2 separate regions of the Homo sapiens genome follow, and region 2 is linked to region 1. Evidence: chromatin loops called from intact Hi-C (ENCODE). Cell type or tissue: mammary epithelial cell. All regions are shown on one strand. Each heading gives the region's core, and the rest is flanking DNA. Links, peaks and the distances in the headings are about the cores only. Region 1 has its middle 19 kb from the start of LINC01056. Region 2 holds the start of YTHDF1 (YTH N6-methyladenosine RNA binding protein F1).

Region 1 (2,902 bases), core at 281-2,780:
GGCCTCGTGACTGCTGCCTCAGATCCACCTCTGAAGGGCGGGAAGCCTGGGCTCTCCCTGTCCCCCACAAACCAGGGCTGGGGTGTAGCTGGGGGGTGTGGAGTGAGGCTGGTGAGAGGTGCCCGACGGGAGAAGGGCCCCGGTCCAGCAGCTTTCCCTGATCAACCAAGGGGGATCTATTTTGTTTGTAAAAAGCTGATTATCATAGATAAATGTGTCTAATTAGTCTCATTTGCTGACACACAAGCCTTTAATTGCAAGTTGAATAATTAGACATATCTGCATATGTAAATGATACAGTTATACCCTATGTCAGTCTTTAACGTGATTCCTCCAGAGACAAATAATTCTATTTCAGGAGAGAATATGATATATTAATTTACATAGACAAACAACTTTATTTAGAACCAGCAACTCTCGTGTTTGTTTACATAAAGTAATAACTCGAGAAATGGGAAAGATCGATGTTGCAGCAACATCTGGAGGCTCCTAACCTGCAGGGGAGTCCCTGGCAGCCTCCCACGGGAGCTGGGTCTTCCTCCGCCCTCCTGGGGCCCCAGTCCTCCCACGTGGACAGCAGCTCTGGGCCTGGGGGTGGGCTGGGGCCCAGGCCATGGGGTCTCCCTCCCCTCTTCCCCCTCCACCCTCCCTCATGCCATGCTTCCTCCTCTGCCCCTTGTCCTCGCTGGGTGGCAGGATGGGTGAGATGCCCGGTGGCCCTGCAGGCCTGCAGCTGGCCCAGTGCATGTGGGTGTCCCCTCTCCATGGCTGTGCCCTGCATGCTGGCAGAGCTGCCAGGGGCAGCTTGGAGCAGGAGCAGCTGGAGCTTGGGTCCTGATTCAGGCAGTGCTACAGCCGGCTCCCTGCCAGGCCCTGGGTCAGCTGCCCACCTCCCCAGTGGGTGTCATGCTCAGCAGCCTCAGGACAGGGCTGGGGGGCTGGCTGGTGCCGCCTGCCTCTGTCAGGCCCCCGGCCTCCACTCTGGCTGAGTACATCGTCTCCTCTCTGAGCTGGGCAGGGCAGCCACTGGCGACCCCTGGCATCCTCCGGGTCTGACTGGCGGGGACAGGGCTGCGAAAGCATTTGGAGGCCTGACCTGGAAGGAGGAATGAGGGGCCAGCTGAGGGCGTCCCAGGCAGAGCCAGGCTTGCGATGCCCAGGGTGCCCGGGGCACAGAGTGGCCCGGCCGCTCCCACACCCCTTCCCCCTTCCCTGGGCCCGTGGTCACATGGGTTTCGCTGGGAGGCAGAGCGTGAGGAATTTGGCTCTGGTGGAATGAGGACGGCTGCACTCCCTGCTTTGCAGAGGGCCCGCACAGCAGCCCGTCACTGTGGCAACCGGCTCCGTGATGCTGGCAGGAGCTGACATCGTCCCAATTCGCCCCTGTGGTCCCTTTTGGTCCCCCTCCCCTCGACCGCCAGGAGCCGCTGTGGATCGAGTTGGCCAGCAGAGGGCAGCAGAGGGCTGGCGGGGCTGGCGGGGCTGGCGGGGCTGGCGGGGCTGGCAGTGGACGCCACACTTTGGGGTCTCCAGGCCCCCAAGTCTTCTGGGGAAAGCAGCAGACAGGCGACAGCCACAGGGATGGGGAGGCGCCATCACTACTGCAACCACTGGGGGTAGCCCTTGGCCCGTCTGGGGGCATTTCATCTTTGGCAGAGCTGAGGGGTCCAGCACGTGGGCCTCTAAGGAGGGGTCTCCCGCCCACCGCCCCCAGTGCTACTGTGACCGCGGCGGCTCGGCCCCGCCTGCACTCCCAGGTTCTCACTCATGCAGTCACTCACTCATTCGCTCGCTCATTCACTCGCTCATTCACTCATTCATTCACTCGCTCATTCACTCATTCACTCATTCACACACACTCATTTGTTCACTCATTCCTTCACTCAATCATTTACACACTCATTTGTTCACTCATTCATTCACATACTTATTTGTTCACTTATTCATTCCTTCATTCACTCATTCATTCACACATACTCATTTGTTCACTCATTTCCTTATTCACTCATTCACACATGCACTCATTTGTTCACTCCTTTTTTCATTCATTCATTCACACACACTCATTTGTTCACTCATTCATTCACTTATTCACATACACTCACGCATTTGTTCAGTCACTCATTCCTTCATTCACTCACTCATTCACACACACTCATTTGTTCACTCACCCATTCACACACACTCATTTGTACACTCACACACAATCATTTGTTTACTCACTCATTCACATTCACTCATTCATGCACACACTTACTGATTCATGCACACACTTATTTGTTCACTCACTCTTGTTCACTCATTCATTTCTTTCACTCATTCACTCACACACATTCACTCATTCATGGACACACTGATTCATACACACAGTTGTTCACTCACTCATTGCTTCATTCACTCGTTCACTCACATTCATTCACACATTCATTTGATCAGTCATTCATTCATGCAATCATTTGTTCACTCATTCCTTCACTCATTCATTCACACACTCATTTGTTCACTCCTTTCTTCACTCATTCATTCACACACTCATTTGTTCACTCATTCCTTCACTCAATCATTCACACACTCATTTGTTCACTCACTCATTCCTTCATTCACTCATTCACACACTCATTTGTTCACTCGCTAATTCAATCATTCATTCACACACACTCATTTGTTTACTCACTCATTTGTTCACCCACTCATTCCTTTAGTCACTCATTCATTCACACACTCACTTGTTTGCTCACTCATTCCTTCACACACATGCACTCACTTGTTCACTCACTCATCCACACACATTCATTAATTTATTTACACACACTCACTCACTCATTTGTTTACTCAGTCACTCCTTTGTACACAGGGAAAGAGTAAGGTACCTTTCCCTCCTGTTCAGCTGCTGCCAGAAGCA
Region 2 (2,902 bases), core at 291-2,790, 160 kb after region 1:
CTCACCTGATTTGACTGTCCAGTAAGGTAGGGCTCAAAGTCATTGTCATGAACTGTATCCTTCTGATGTAACGAACCATTTTGTACTAGAACAAAAAGTTGCAAAATATTACCCTCAAATTTTAAAAGATTACTTTTAAGCTTGGAAGGCAAAGTTAGCAAAGTCTATTTCCATCTATTTCTAGCAGAAATTATGCTTTAATTTTAAAAGGAGTACAACCAGTATAGAACTGATGTTTATACAACTAATTAGAAGGGGGACGGGAAACTTTCAATAATTTAGGATAAATTTTAAATAAAGGCTTAATCGTAATTTGGTGAGATTAACCAAATCAAGTGTTAACACATAATGCAAGGAACACATAACCAGGGTGAAAACTGACATGGTCTAAGAAGACTTATGTGTGGCAAAAAGAAGTGGAGCCTCCAAAAGCCCAAATGCAGAATGTATGCCCAAACGTATGGAGAACGGAGGGAAGAAAACTTAGGAGGGAAGGGGCTGCAACTGAAGGACTGTTGGGAGCTATTATCTGACTCTCCACAGTGAACCCCAAATATCTGAGACAGGTCTCAGTTAATTTAGAAAATTTATTTTGCCAAGGTTAAGGACACACCCATGATACAACCTCAGGAGGTCTTGACAACATGTGCCCAAGGTAGTCGGGGGACAGCTTAGTTTTATACATTTTAGGGAGACATGAGAACCATCAATGTAAGATGTACATTGGTTTGGTCCGGAGAGGCGGGACAACTTGAAGCAGGGAGGGGGCTTCCAGGTCATAGGTAGATAAGAGACAAACGGCTGCATTCTTTCGAGTTTCTGATTAGCCTTTCCAAAGGAAGCAATCAGATAAGCATTTATCTCAGTGAGCAGGAATGACTCTGAGTTCTGTCCTTTGTCCACCAGGAATTTCCTTGTGGGCAAACTGTGGGGGAAGTATGTAACTTTTTTTGTCTTAGAAGCTATCTTTTTCAGGAATAGAATGGGAGGCAGGTTTGCCCTCAGCAGTTCTCAGCGTAGCTTTCTCCCTTTGGCTCAGTGATTTGGGTGCCCCAAGACTGGTTTTCCTTTTACACCACTTACCTTCCCACTGTTATTATGCTCAGCCAGAAAAAGCAAGCAAAGGTAAATAAAGTGCTGGGCCTTTTCCAATCTTAAAACACGATGAACCGTATTTGGTTACACCTGAGCTGACACACAAACTGGCTAAAAAAGTGTTCCAAGTAAACGTGAAGTGTCACTTAACAGTTTTCACATGAGTGCGCTCTGAGGGTTTATCCCAAGCCATAATGTCACAGGAGATGCTAACAGACTTGGAAAACGGGCTGCAACTACCGGGGATGTGGAGCTTAGCCTGCAGAACCTTGGACTGCCCCTCTCCTAGAGCAGCCCCTGCTGGGCGGAAAAAGGCAAGTCGCTCAACCCCTGCGGCCATGTCCACCCGGCTCTCCTACCTCCCCTTCCCCAAAGCAAATCCATGATCATGCGGTGGGGAGAGACGGGCCCAAACTACTCTGAGCAATCATTTATTCACTTCTTGAGAAGCCCCTGTCTTCGACCTGTCAAATCTCCCAGAATCGTCGCACAACCTCAAGTTTTATCTCCCTGAAGCTGGCGGAAGAGAGAAAGTTTCCGGTTCCAGACGCAGCTTCCTGGACCGTTCCTTCCCCGTCCTCCTCCACTCCAGCCCGCGCCGGCCGTCCCGGGACTCCGCTCACCTTTATTATCTTGTCCTTTTGTTCTCTGCACCGCCGCAGGCCGGGACGTGGGGTACACACAACCCGGGGGAAGAGGGAAACACAAAGTTATTCACCAGAGAACTGGTCTCCAACGGGCCGCGAGCTCCGCCGGCCCCGACGCGCGGTCACGTGCGACCCCGGCCCCGAGACCCCGGTCCCGCCTGGGCCCGGCCTCCGCGACCCCGGGCTCTGCGTTCCAGCCCCAGGACCTCAACCCAGACCCCGCGCCTCGGCCCCGGCCGCGGCCCCTGTAACCCGGCCCCGCTACCTGGGTGTCCACGCTGGTGGCCGACATGCTTCATGAACAACTAGACGCGGGGCCGGGGCGCCCGCCGGCTCGGGCCTCCCCTAGAGGCCGGGCCTGTCACCCTAGCTCGCGCGGCCCCGGGCCCCGCCGCCAATTCCCCGGGCGCCGGCCGGGCGGCGGCGGCGGCTGCTGGGCGCGCGGGCCCCTGGCGAGGCGGCAGCGGCGGTGAGCCCGGGACGCGGACGCACTGAGGAGGCGTCGACTCCAATGGCGGCGGCGGCGGCGACAGCAGCGGCGACGGCGGCGGCAGGGGACGAGACTGCGCGGCGTCAGCGTGCACGCGGGGCAGGCCGGGAGCGCCGCGCCGGGCCGCCACACTTCGCGCCTGCGCGCTCCCGTCTTACGGGATGGATTTCGCTCTCAGGTCCCAGTCTCGTGCGGCGGGGCGGGGACCGCAGCCGGCTGGGCGGGGAAGCCCTGAGCCGGGGAAGTCACGTGGGGCGTGTCCGGAGGCGCCGCGGGGCCTGGCGGGAAGGGGCTGGCGGGCTGCTGCCAGGTGTACAGCCGCCCACACACACCCCGGCCACAGCCGCACCCCCGACGCGCTACCGGCACTGAGGCCTCTGTAGTTTTCCCCAAGGTCCGAAGACTAAACGCTGTTCTGGTCCGACAGCTGGGCTACGGGTCTGTCCGGGGTCGGTCTGCCCTTCCCCCGCGCGCAAACACCTGCCCGCCCAGAGCTCCGAGCCCCCGCGTGTTCCAGGTCGCGCGCCTCGGCCCTTGCCGCGGGACCTGCGGGCTTTGTTCGCTTTGCGGCCCTGGCCTTCAGCCGCAGCGGAGCCCTGGGCCCGGTCCCGGAGGTCAGCTGTTGTGTGGATGCACCCCTGGACCTGCGAGAGGCTCGCCGGCTTATAAC

Evidence for each region. Peaks named below come from ENCODE experiments on the same cell type or tissue, not always from the same donor. Only the 100,000 strongest peaks of a DNase experiment are listed, where the experiment ranks them.
Region 2: a loop joins it to region 1, with 35 times the contacts of the local background. A loop is called at or near these places in 9 of 110 quality-filtered maps.

Annotation. Positions count from the first base shown.
Region 1 is chr20:63,055,149-63,058,050 of GRCh38, forward strand. No RefSeq gene overlaps it. Among named protein-coding and RNA genes, the nearest start is that of LINC01056, 19 kb to the left of the region's middle. RefSeq lists a silencer at 1,294-1,494. In mammary epithelial cell, for the core only: a CTCF peak has its summit at 1,427 (motif pointing right); no DNase peak of the experiment used is centred there.
Region 2 is chr20:63,213,859-63,216,760 of GRCh38, forward strand. It overlaps YTHDF1 (YTH N6-methyladenosine RNA binding protein F1), which reads right to left and starts at 2,273. Exons shown (of 5, transcript NM_017798.4): 1 at 2,008-2,273; 2 at 1,719-1,743; 3 at 6-85. The coding sequence starts at 2,034. RefSeq lists silencers at 2,146-2,215, 2,346-2,625. In mammary epithelial cell, for the core only: a CTCF peak has its summit at 1,393 (motif pointing left); a DNase peak (open chromatin) is centred at 2,383; H3K4me3 peaks cover 1,542 bases; H3K27ac peaks cover 688 bases.